Linked DNA regions of Homo sapiens: region 2 is linked to region 1. The links are chromatin contacts, found by Hi-C or POLR2A ChIA-PET in ENCODE. All regions are on one chromosome and are shown on one strand. Each heading gives the region's core, a stretch centred on a gene start or an enhancer-like site at or near the end of the contact. The rest is flanking DNA. Distances are from core to core; before and after follow the strand shown.

What was found. A loop is a pair of places that touch in the nucleus more often than their neighbours do. ChIA-PET counts read pairs that join two places held with the same protein, here RNA polymerase II (POLR2A). Pooled maps may share reads with other maps.
Region 2: a loop to region 1 is called in a pooled map of heart left ventricle, with 2.5 times the contacts of the local background. The contact joins two enhancer-like sites. A Hi-C loop is called at or near these places in 1 of 168 maps with a recorded cell type or tissue (CD14-positive monocyte) and 10 of 50 pooled maps. POLR2A ChIA-PET finds 5 or more read pairs at or near these places in 13 of 52 experiments (BJ, CD8-positive, alpha-beta T cell, GM12878 and 10 more).

The regions. Positions count from the first base shown.
Region 1 is chr6:134,377,802-134,383,617 of GRCh38, reverse strand. No RefSeq gene overlaps it. Among named protein-coding and RNA genes, the nearest start is that of LINC01010, 57 kb to the left of the region's middle. RefSeq lists a silencer at 3,066-3,125. Within about 2 kb of position 4,402, at least 7 of the 41 ENCODE cell types and tissues checked have a DNase peak (open chromatin) inside an H3K27ac peak, as active enhancers do.
Region 2 is chr6:134,340,188-134,345,816 of GRCh38, reverse strand. The region is part of intron 1 of LOC105378009 (a long non-coding RNA gene); the gene reads left to right. Among named protein-coding and RNA genes, the nearest start is that of SGK1, 25 kb to the right of the region's middle. Within about 2 kb of position 3,411, at least 4 of the 41 ENCODE cell types and tissues checked have a DNase peak (open chromatin) inside an H3K27ac peak, as active enhancers do.

The DNA of each region.
Region 1 (5,816 bases), core at 3,153-5,652:
CAAAATCAAAAATAAACTAACAAAATAAAATCAACTGGAAGAATAAATCCAACAAAGGAGATGAACCAGTGGCTTAAAAGAATCTATCATCAAATTTTACTTTCTCTATGTCAGTAACCCAGACCAGTGGCATAAATTCAAAGGCCTGACCTGCCATTTCTCCACCTGAGCAATGGTTTCTAAATAATATCCTGATGACAGTCAATTTGATTTTGAAAAAAACAAACCAAATACATATTCTGTTTAATAATCTTGTTCATCCACCCCAACCATTCCTTATCTAAATGACTCTTTAAAACACACACACACACATACGCATACACACACATATATACACACACACAGAGCCTACAGGTATACATAAATGATTAGGTAAAGCAAAGGGAAACTTGATATAGCCAATCCTCTCTGGGATCCAATTTATTTATCAGCCCACCAAGGTCATAATAGTTATCAAATATTCTGTTTGTTTGGTAATTAGAATACTATGTAGTTAATTAACAAAGCTACCATTAGAGGACATTTCTCACTGCTTTTCATGTTTATTGCATCACGACAGAATAAGAAGATGGTGATGGTACTGTTTCAAGAGTCCAGTTTGCTAAGGCGTACCTGAGATGAGCCTGATATTTATTTTTCTAATGTGGCATACCCACAGGCAATACAGTGTAGAGCTTAGGGCTGTAAGGGACCCACAGGTCATACAGCTTGAACTCTTCATCTTTCTGATGAGAAAAACATGTGGTAATGTCGGCTGGGTGCGGTGGCTCACACCTGCAATCCCAGCACTTTGGGAGGCTGAGGTGGGCAGATCACAAAGTTGGGAGTTCAAGGGCAGCCTATCCAACATGGTGAAGCCCCGTCTCTACTAAAGATACAAAAACTTAGCCAGGCGTGATGGTGGGCGCCTGTAATCCCAGCTACTTGGGAGGCTGAGGCAGGAGAATCACTTGAACCCGGGAGGCGGAGGTTGCAGTGAGCTGAAACAGCACCACTGCACTCCAGCCTGGGGCACAGGGCAAGACTCTGTCTCAAAGAAAAAAAAAAAAATTACGTGGTAAAGTGACCCGCTGCATCCATCAGTAGTGCATTTGCTGTTGCTCTGTAATAACACCCATGTTTGTGTGAGCCTGAACCCCTGTGTTCCATAGAGTCTGCAATTCTACTTTTTGGAGAGAGAGAATGGGCAAAATCTAAGCAGCTGGGACTGCCTTCCACCAGACCTGCTGTATCCAGCCTGCGGAACTGAGCAGCCATCTTGCTGCTTCATGCAGCACATGCTCTGTTGTACAAGCAAAACCGAATGCAGCGAGGCAGGTGAACCACATAGATGGTCTCTGATACACTTCACTTTCTACATTAATCCAAGGACAGTCTGAATCTCCACTCCTGCATCTTAAAGATAAGCTATATAAGTACTGTGTGTGCCTAAATAGGCACGTGCATTCTTTTATACATGAAACATTTATGATGTACTGTGCACGCGCTATGCACCAGGCACAGTGCCAGACCCTTCAGAGAGAACAATAGCAGTGAAAAACAGTAGAATGTTATAAGTGACACCCTTAAGGTACACACATACCATAGTAACTTAAGGGTGTTAGTACAGTATAAAATAGTATAAAATACTGTTTCATGATTTTAGTATTTTAGCATTTAGGATTTTAGTATAAAAATTTATAAAATACATAATATAAACAGTATAAATATTGTAGAGTATAATCATACATACATAAAATTAAATTATACTTATTGTATCCATGTACGTAGGTCTTGAAGTAGGATTCAAAGACTTCAGAGTCACACCAAAATTATTGCCAGCCACCTGAACTTTCACCAGCTAGCCCATATTTTCCAGTTGCAAAAAAAAAAAAAAAAAAAAAAAAAAAAAGTGTCACTAGAAGCAACTTGGAAGAATTTAGAAATCTAAACCGGGCTTTGTGCCCCAGTTTTACTGTCTACTAGCTGAGTGACCTTGGGTACATTCCTCAATCTCCCTGATCAGCAATTGCTCTTCTCTTAAGCAAGCAGTAGATGGTATCTACCTTATATGCTTGTCAAGAAGACTAAGAGGATGCTTGAGTGCAGAATGGCAGCGTAGCTAAAAAGCAGGTTACTTCATCTCTCTGTGCTTCACTGCCTTTCTTGTAAAATTAGGATAATAGTAGAATCCATGTCATCCAATTGCTGTGCAAATTAAATGAGATAATGACACATCTAATGCCAAATAAATTGTAGTCATTATACGAAAGTGTTATGTTAACTATAAAATGCTAGATAAAAGTGAAATACTACTATTAAAGTTGAGCTCAGTCAAAAGAAGAATAGGAACAAAAATCATTCCAAGGTGCTACATATCCATGTGGTGCCTCAAATCTCAAGTTTTCAGGCTCAGCACTCTTTTGGAGGTTTAAATACAGTAGCTGCTTTTGCTACGGTTGTAATGTCATACAGCTCCCTGCTGAAGGTATCTTCCTTTTTGTAGTCTCTCCCCTCATCTTCTCTATTTCTTTCTAAATCACTTCTCAAAGCATAATTCTTTAAGGCTCAGTGTAACTATTTATGTTAGTCCTGTGCATATACAGAAAGAGCAGGTGAGGTAATGACAAGGCTGTCCATCTTAGAAGATGGATGATGTTTATTCTTCCTATTCTTTAAAGCAGTAAATTTTTCATCTTTAAAATGTTGCATCCTCAAAATGAGTTAGGGCAGCATGAGAATAACTTGGAAACTGAAAGCTTATCTGGGTAGAAGGGATGCAATTACCTACAGAATTTCAAATTATAAAAAGAAGGCTCCATATATTTTTCTTGGATTTTTGTTTGTTTGTTTATCTCTGAGCGCTGGAGAATTCCTGCTTTAGTGAGGATTGAAAATTGAGTGTTAGGCTATCTTTAGACTCATTTGAAAAAAATTGTTCAATTTAGGTAAATAATTCATTGGCAGCTGGACATAGTGGCTCACGCCTGTAATCCTAGCACTTTGGAAGGCTGAGGCGGGCAGATTGCTTGAGGCCAAGAGTTCAAGTCCAGCCTGGCAACATTGCGAAACCTCGTCTCCACAGAAAATACAAAAAAATTAGCCTGGTGTTGTGGTGAACGCCCACAGTCCCAGCTACAGAGGCGCTGAGGTGGGAGGATCATCTGAGCCCAGGAAGTTGATGCTGCAGTGAGCTGAGATCATGCCACTGCACTCCAGCCTAGGCGTCAGAGTGAGAGCCTGGCTCAAATAAATAAATAAATAAATAATAATCCATTGGCTATTTTATTTGATTTTACCCATTCAAATAAACATTTAAAAAATAACCAGTTTTTTTTTTTTTTTTTTTTTTGCCAGAATTCATTTTGTTCCTGTTTATACAATAGTTTGTATATGTAGACAAAACTTAATACCTTGTTTGGTAGAAGAAAATGGGCATAACTAGAACATCAGCATTCCTCAATTCCAAACTTGTTCAGTCAATAGTAAGCAAGAGTGTATGAAGATGCACAGGTATTTAGCTTAAACTTTCATAAAGAAAAAGACTACCCATGCTTTTAAATTACTGGCCTTATGATTTTTGAAATACAAGAAGAAAAAAAAAAACAAAAAAGAAGAAGAGAAGGAGGAGGAGAAGAAGGAAGAAGGAAAAGGTTATTTCAAAGCATGGAAAGAAGCAAATGAGAGTCAGGTAAAAATTTCAACTTCAGTAATCCTAATATGCACTTCTGTGCCTGTTGCATAGTTGGAAGACAATTACTTTGGCTTTCACACTTTCCAGTGAAAAGGGCTATTCTGACTTAGCCGTCCTGGAAACACCTGCATCTGTTGTGTAATATTAATGAACTTGAATTTGGAGTGCTAGCACTGTACCTCTCTCTATGAATAATAGGGCACACATAAATGATTAAAACAAGGGAAACAGAAACCTCCCCAGGATCAAATTCATTTATCAGCCCACCAAGGTCACTGACCTCAATAACCCAGGGCCTAGCTACTAAAATGATTAATTGATCTATTCTTTCATTTCACTTATTTAATTTGAAGAGGGCTGAAGTGAAAATATTTTCAATGAATTGACCTGTAAGCAATTGTATTTAGCTTGCTGCATCATCCAAAACACATATTAGTGGCAGTGAGAAGCATGAATACATGCTATTAAACAGATAAAGGTGAACAAAGAAACCACAGTGAGACAGGAGAATAGGGTGTGGAGGCCGGGAAACTAAGGCCGATTTGTGCTGACTTCCTATAACTGAATCAAAAGGAAAACCCCACCTCTACACACTGAAGTAACAAAAGGATCAGAGGCTACTCCCTTTGCACTGTGTGGCAGATGATAAATGGAAAGTACCTCTGATCGGCCCCCTCGCATAACCAGTCAGACTGGTTGTGGGCCTAGTCTTCATTTGCCTAAGAGTGTAACTTTGTTACTTCACTTCAGCCTCTGATTGGTCGCCTTCTGCAACCAATCAGACTGGTTGTGGGCCATTCCTTCATTCACATGGGGTGTGACCAAGTAACCAATGGGGAAATTCTAGAGGGTATTTTTAAACCCCAGAAAATTCTGTAACAAGCGCTCATCAGCTGCTTGCTTCTGTGGCTCCCTCTCTGTGGAATGTACTTTTGTTTCAATAAATCTGTGCTTTCGCTGCTTCATTCTTTCATTTCTTTGTGCGTTTTGTCCAATTATTTGTTCAAAATGTCAAGAGCCTGGAAGACTTGTAGTCAAGACCCTCCATCAGTAACAATAGATTTTCTTATGCATCTTCCTGTTACTTAACTTGTTATCCCTGGTTTAGAACTCTCCTTATAATTCTCCATACTATTATAACCTCAAAAGGTGTACTGATAAATGAATTGAAAGAATATCCTGGCAGATATAGAGATTAAATTGGATTTCTATAAAGAAAATATTTAAGAAATTTTAAAAATGTGTTTATATTTACAGTCATTGTGGGGTGGAGGGTGGGGGTAGGGAACTTGAGCAGAAGGTCATTTTGTTTTTGTATACAGCTGACAACTTTCATCAGATATTGGTATGGCAAAGATAAGCCTGGAATTCTGTTTAGAGTAACGGTATAAAAACCTGCAGTGATCACAAAGTCATAAAATTAGGAGCATGTAGGCTTATGGTTAAGGAGAAGACATGATTAAGATAAGCTTTAGAGAAGAGGCTATGAGGAGGAAGCAAATTTACTTAATTTTTAAAATTTCATAAATAAGTAAATTGATAAATAAACAAATAAAAAAGGTGTCCTTCACTTTAGTCAACCAGTATGCTCAAAAGGACTTTCAAATTCAATTTTCTTTTTGACATTTGAGACATTCCTATTTCATGGAAAAACCTTGAATTATCATCCCATATATTCAAATATTTTTTATCAAGTTGAGTTTTATTTTGGGTTTTCTTCAAGTGAGGAACCCCTAATACAAGTTATATTTTACATTATAAATGTTTGTATATTCTAGTTTAATTTGCAGTGAACATTTGCCCTAAATGAGAACTTAAAATGTATACTAAATGTAGCATTAAAAACAGTTGTTTGCATTTTATGTCACAGCCCATCCTTGACAAAGACACCTGCATGAAAAGCAGCAAATTTGGATAGCAATACCAGTAACCAGCTATAAAGTTCTGTAAGTTAGTTCCTTTTGTGAATTCTCTGATTGATTGATTGATTTTGAGACAGAGTCTCGCTCTGTAGCCCAGGCTGGAGTGCAGTGGGGCAATCTCAGCTCACTGCAACCTCCGCCTCCCAGGTTCAAGTGATTCTCCTGCCTCAGCCTCCCAAGTAGCTGGGATTACAGGGGTACACCACCATGCCTGGCTAATT
Region 2 (5,629 bases), core at 2,162-4,661, 37 kb after region 1:
TGCACTCATTATATGCTCCCAAATATAGTGCTCCCTTCATGGTGCTTGGTATGCCTAGTGCAATTCTCGTTTACTTTCCTGAGTCCATCTCATTCTCCAAGAATTGTCACCACTGGTCTTTATACTCCTGGAAGGCATGAACCCAATTTATTGTCTTGCTCTCTGCTGCATCTCTGATAGCCAGCCCAATGCCTTGCCATAATTGTTGAAACAAAATGCATGTTTATCTATTGAAAAAAAAATTTTTTTTTGAGATGGAGTTTCACTCTTGTTGCCCAGGCCAGAGTGCAATGGTGCCATCTCGGCTCACCACAACCTCCGCTTCCCAGGTTCAAGGGATTCTCCTGCCTCAGCCCCCTGAGTAGCTGGGATTACAGGCATGTGCCACCACACCCAGCTAATTTTGTATTTTTAGTAGAGACGGGATTTCACCATGTTGGTCAGGCTGGTCTTGAACTCCCAACCTCAGGTGATCCTCCTGCCTCGGCCTCCCAAAGTGCTGAGATTACAGGCGTGAGCCACCTCGCCCAGCCTATTGAAAATTTGAGTTGGAGAATAAAAGGATTTTGGAATAAAAATTAAAACAAAGCTTCCCATCATAGGATCCGCCTTATGTAGCTTGTACCTGTGGCAAAATACGGAGTTGTCTTCTATCAGTTCTTCTGCTTGAAGCCCAGGGAAAAGAGTGTATGTAAAAGATGTGCTTCCCTGTGGCTGAGAGCAGCTTTATCTTTTTATCCTAGTCTGGGCTATCATTTTTATTTTTATTTTTATTTTTATTATATTAGAGATGGAGTTTCACTACGTTAATGTTGTCCAGGTTGGCCTCGAACCCCTGGCTCAAGTAATCCTCCTGCCTCAGCCTCCTGAGTAGCTGGGACTACAGGGATGTGCCACCACACCCGGCTTATCATTTCTAACATGAAAATTTAAAAGTTAAACTTTAAATTTAACTGCGTTAAAGTAATCTAACCCAGTAACATAAAAATGTGAAGTTGGGCTGGGCACAGTGGCTTATGCCTGCAATCCCAGCACTTTGGAAGGCTGAGGCGAGCAGATAGCTTGAGCCTGGCAGTTCAAGACCAGCCTGAGCAACATGGCAAAACCCTGTCTCTACCAAAAAAAAAAAAAAAAAAAATACAAAAATTAGCCTGGTGTGGTGATGCACACCTGTGGTCCTAACTACTCCGGAGGCCAAAGTGGGAGTATCACTTGAGCACTGGAGACAGAGGTTGTAGTGAGCCAGATTGCACCACTGCACTCCAGCCTGGGTGACAGAATGAGACCTTGTCTCAAAAATTGAAAAAAGAAATGTGGAGCTGGAATTTGGAGAAGAAAGGTTAGTAGTTGGCCAAGCACAGTGGCTAATGCCTGTAATCCCAGCACTTTAGGAAGCTGAGGCAGGAGGATCACCTGAGGCCAAGAGTTTGAGACAAGCCTGGGCAACACAGCGAGACCCTACAAAAAATTTGAAAAATTAGCCAGGTGTGTTGGTGTGCACCTGTAGTCCTAGTTGCTCAGGAGCCCAGCAGGTCAAGACTGCAGTGGGCCATAATTTCACCACTACACTCCAGCCTGAGTGACAGTGCCCAAGACCCCATCCCTCATAAAAGAAATAAAAATTAAAAATTAAAATTAAATTTAAAGGCTGGGTGCTGTGGCTCACGTCTATAATCCCAGCCCTTTGGGAGGCCGAGGTGGGCGGATCATTTAAGGTCAGGAGTTCAAGACCAGCCTGGCCAACATGGTGAAACCCTGTCTCTACTAAAAATACAAAAAAATGAGCCAGACACGGTGGCACGTGCCTGTAATCCCAGCTACTTGGGAGGCTGAGGCAGGAGAATCGTTTGAACCCAGAAGGTGGAGGTTGCAGTGAGCAGAGATCGCACCGCTGCACTCCAGCCTGGGTAACAGAGTGAGACCCTGTCTCTAAATAAATAAATAAATAAATACATTTTCTTAAAAGGGAAAAAAAATATTTTTAAACTCTTTAATGAACAGTTACTAGCAAACATTGTATGTAAGCAATGTTTGCAAGCAGAAGCTACCATTTGTCAGCTATTAAGGTCAATGCAACCTTCCTAGGTGTTGGCCTTTCTGACATTCACTCCTTTACACTTAAGGGTGTAATGGGCTTTATCTCAATAATCCCTAGATCCTCTGAGGACAGGGCTATGTTCATTTTTAAATTTTTTTATGTTTATTTTTATAATTTTTTAAATTTTGAGATGGGAGTCTTGCTACGTTGCCCAGGCTGGTCTCGAACTCCTGGCCTGAAGTGATCTGTCCTCTTTGGCCTCCCAAAGTGCTGGGATTACAGGCATGAGCCACCATGCCCAGCCAACGGATGAGGCTATGTTCAAAGTCACTCTCTCAGCCTTTTCTGACCACCAATAGACCCAAAGTCCACATTTCTTAGCACGGCATAGATGCCTTCTGGGGCCTAATTTTGCCTACCTTTCTCTCCCAGCTCGTCTTCCTCCATAGTCTGCCTCAGACTTTCCTTGTGTATTTATTTGCAGGCATAATGTCATTTCACGTCTCTGTGACGTTGCCCTTCCTATTCACCCAACCACAGAACTCTTCCCCACCCTTCCGTCAATTTTGCTTGCCAACTCCCATTCATCCTCTGAGACTCAACCCAAGCCCCAGGGCAGGCTTCTCTGAACGTCCAGATTTGGAAGCTCCTCTCTGGTTCCCACTGCCTCTGCTTTCTCATCAGCACAACATTCATGTGTTGAAAACATTTATTTGCTACGCCCCACCTACTCCATCCTGAACCACTCTCTAAGCTTTTAGAGGACAGGATCCATGTCTTCATCTCATTAATGCCAAGCACAGTGCCTGTTACTATTCAATAAATGCTTGCTCAAATATATTATTTTGGTATTATCTAGCCCTGCTTGACTACCAGCAGACACACTTTCAATAAGTAACTGATGATTAATTTACTAAGAGATCATAATAAAAAAGTTTTTGCCAAATGCTCTTTATTTTAAGTGCGTTCAATAAATTTGCACAGATTGGAAAAAGGAAATGTCTTGGCTTAAAAAATTTTCTCTATGATGTGCACTGGTCTTTCATTTTGAATGCCGTTTTCGCAGACAGCAGGCCTGATATGGAATACCTGGGCGAAGGGCACGCTTTCCAGGCATTGCACTACAAATCCTAACTTCTTTCTCACGTATGCGAATGTGTGGCAAGTATGTATGTTGATAATTCCTAAGAAGTCTGTATTCTATTTTAATCAAACTGAATAGGAGTAGTCCTTTGTTAAAATGAATGAAATCTGCAGTTAGGCACTGGAATTCATTTCCAAGGGAGGGGTTCTCCAAGAAGCCTTGCTCCAACTCCACCCTGGCGCCTGCCCTAAGAGCGCCTGCCCAAGGCCAATGTGTCCACACCCCGGCCAGGAAAGGGTTGGGTCCCCTTCAAGGTTCAGCTGCAGCCCCTGGGGACAGGAGGCTACGACACCATTGGGCTAGTCCCAGGCTCTCTGCACAGCTTGAGGTTGGGTTTCTGGATCTCTGACGTTTTCAAACCTGGCACACTCTCCACATCCCCTGTAAACCGTAATACTACTATTTAGTGAGCTGTGATCAGACAGTTGCTGCACATTTGCATAATACCTACCCTCCTTGCACAGGTGGAGTAACTGAAACAATTTTTGAAATGATTTTCCCAAAGATGGTGCGTAGCCATCCTGGGGTAACACCCGGAGGAGCTGATTCCAGACCTGCACAGGTGATGAGCGATGTATTAAAGCTGTGCTAATCATTATAGATTTTAAGTTTTTCACATATATCACCTCGTTTTATACCCACCAAACCCCTATTAAGAAAAAGGTGTCCTCCTCTTACTGATGAGCAAATTGAGACAGAGAGACAAAGTGAAGGCTGGAGAGGGGCATGGCCAGTAACCATGTAGTGGGGTGGGGACAGAAACCCATGTCTTGTCTTGATTCAGAACTCTGTCTACCCCTTCTCTCTCTCTCTGTCTCTCTCACTCTCTCTCTCTCTCTCGCTCTCTCTCACGCACACGTGCAGACACACACATAGAAATGCTTCGCTCCTGGGGAAAAAGGGAAGGGACAGGTAGGAAGAGAATCTGTGAAGAACCAGAAGTGTGATTTACATAAGACAAGTTTTTCATAAATATGCCAGGCACCATAAGAAATAAATTATAAAATCAGGCCGGATGCAGCAGCTCATGCCTGTAATCCCAGCACTTTGAGAGGTCAAGGTGCGCAGATCAATTGAGGCCAGGAGTTTGAGACCAGCCTGGCCAACATGGTGAAACCCTGTCTCTGCTAAAAATACAAAAATCAGGCCGGGCTTGGTGGCTCATGCCTGTAATCCCAGCTACTCAGCAGGCTGAGGCAGGAGAATTACTTGAACCTGGGTGGCAGAGGTTGCAGTGAGCTGAAATGGTGCCACTGCACTCCAGCCTGTGGGACAGAGTGCGACTCTGTCTCAAAAAAGAAAAGAAAATAAAGAAATTATAAAATCACTCACTGATATTTGCATTACCAACTGAAGAGTCTGATAGGCCCCTAAGTTGGCTCACCGTAAAGATGGCTGAGTTTTCCCTTCGTTTCTATCCTAGTTTGCTCTGAAGTACAGACTACAAATATGATAAGACAAATGTGTTTGCAATTTTAAGCCATGCACAATGGTTTGCACCCGTAATCCCAGCTACGTGGGGGTCCAGGAGTTCCAGGCTATGTGAGCTATGATCCTGCCACTGCACTCCAGCCTGGGTGACAGAGCAAGACCCTGTCTCTTAATAAATAAAATAAAATATGTTTGCAATTTTAGCTCCATGAATAAAAGCATTCAAACTGAATTCTCCACTAACACCAGAAATTTGGCCTTAAATGAAGACTTACTGTCTCTTGCTGTGAAGTATGATATAATGTCTTAGATATATGAAGATCTCAAATGTCCACTTAGTTGAAGGCCCAACCGTTATTGTACTGTAGTAATAAGAGTGAGGCTGAGGAAAGAGTTTGAAGATAGCTCTTGTGAAATGAGCTACTGGTCTCATGAGACCTTTGCAGGAAGTGAAGTTCATAAGGAATGACTAAACCCTGCATAGAAAATGTTACCTTCATCCATGAAACAACATGGTTGGTTCTTATCACTCGCCCTAATGTGATAGCTGTTCATCCTGGATTAACATCACGTTGATTAATGGTGCCAGTTAAAAGTCAAGGCATGCTGAGTGTTGACCCCATGGAAGAATGCAAAGCTATGTATATTTAATAAGGGGCATTAGAAAGGGCGCAGGACACTGAAAAGAGTTTTCTTGACACTCTTGGTAATTAAGGATTTACATCAGCAGGAGGTCAAGTCATGACAATTTCAGTCTTAATTTGTCAATAGGCAATCACAAATTGTAGTCACTGACTGCTTCACCACCAACTTCCTAGGTGGCAGTTGGCACATCCCTTTTCAGTATTAGAGAAACTGCCAATCAGGCTGGAATGACGTAGTACTCTATTTTCAAAGAAGAACATAATACATAGAAAAAAATTAGGTCAATATTTAGCTTCAGCATCTTCTGGCAGAAAATAATCTTAAACATAGAGGGGATGTATATTTACCTTAACCAAAGGCTCGTCATGTGT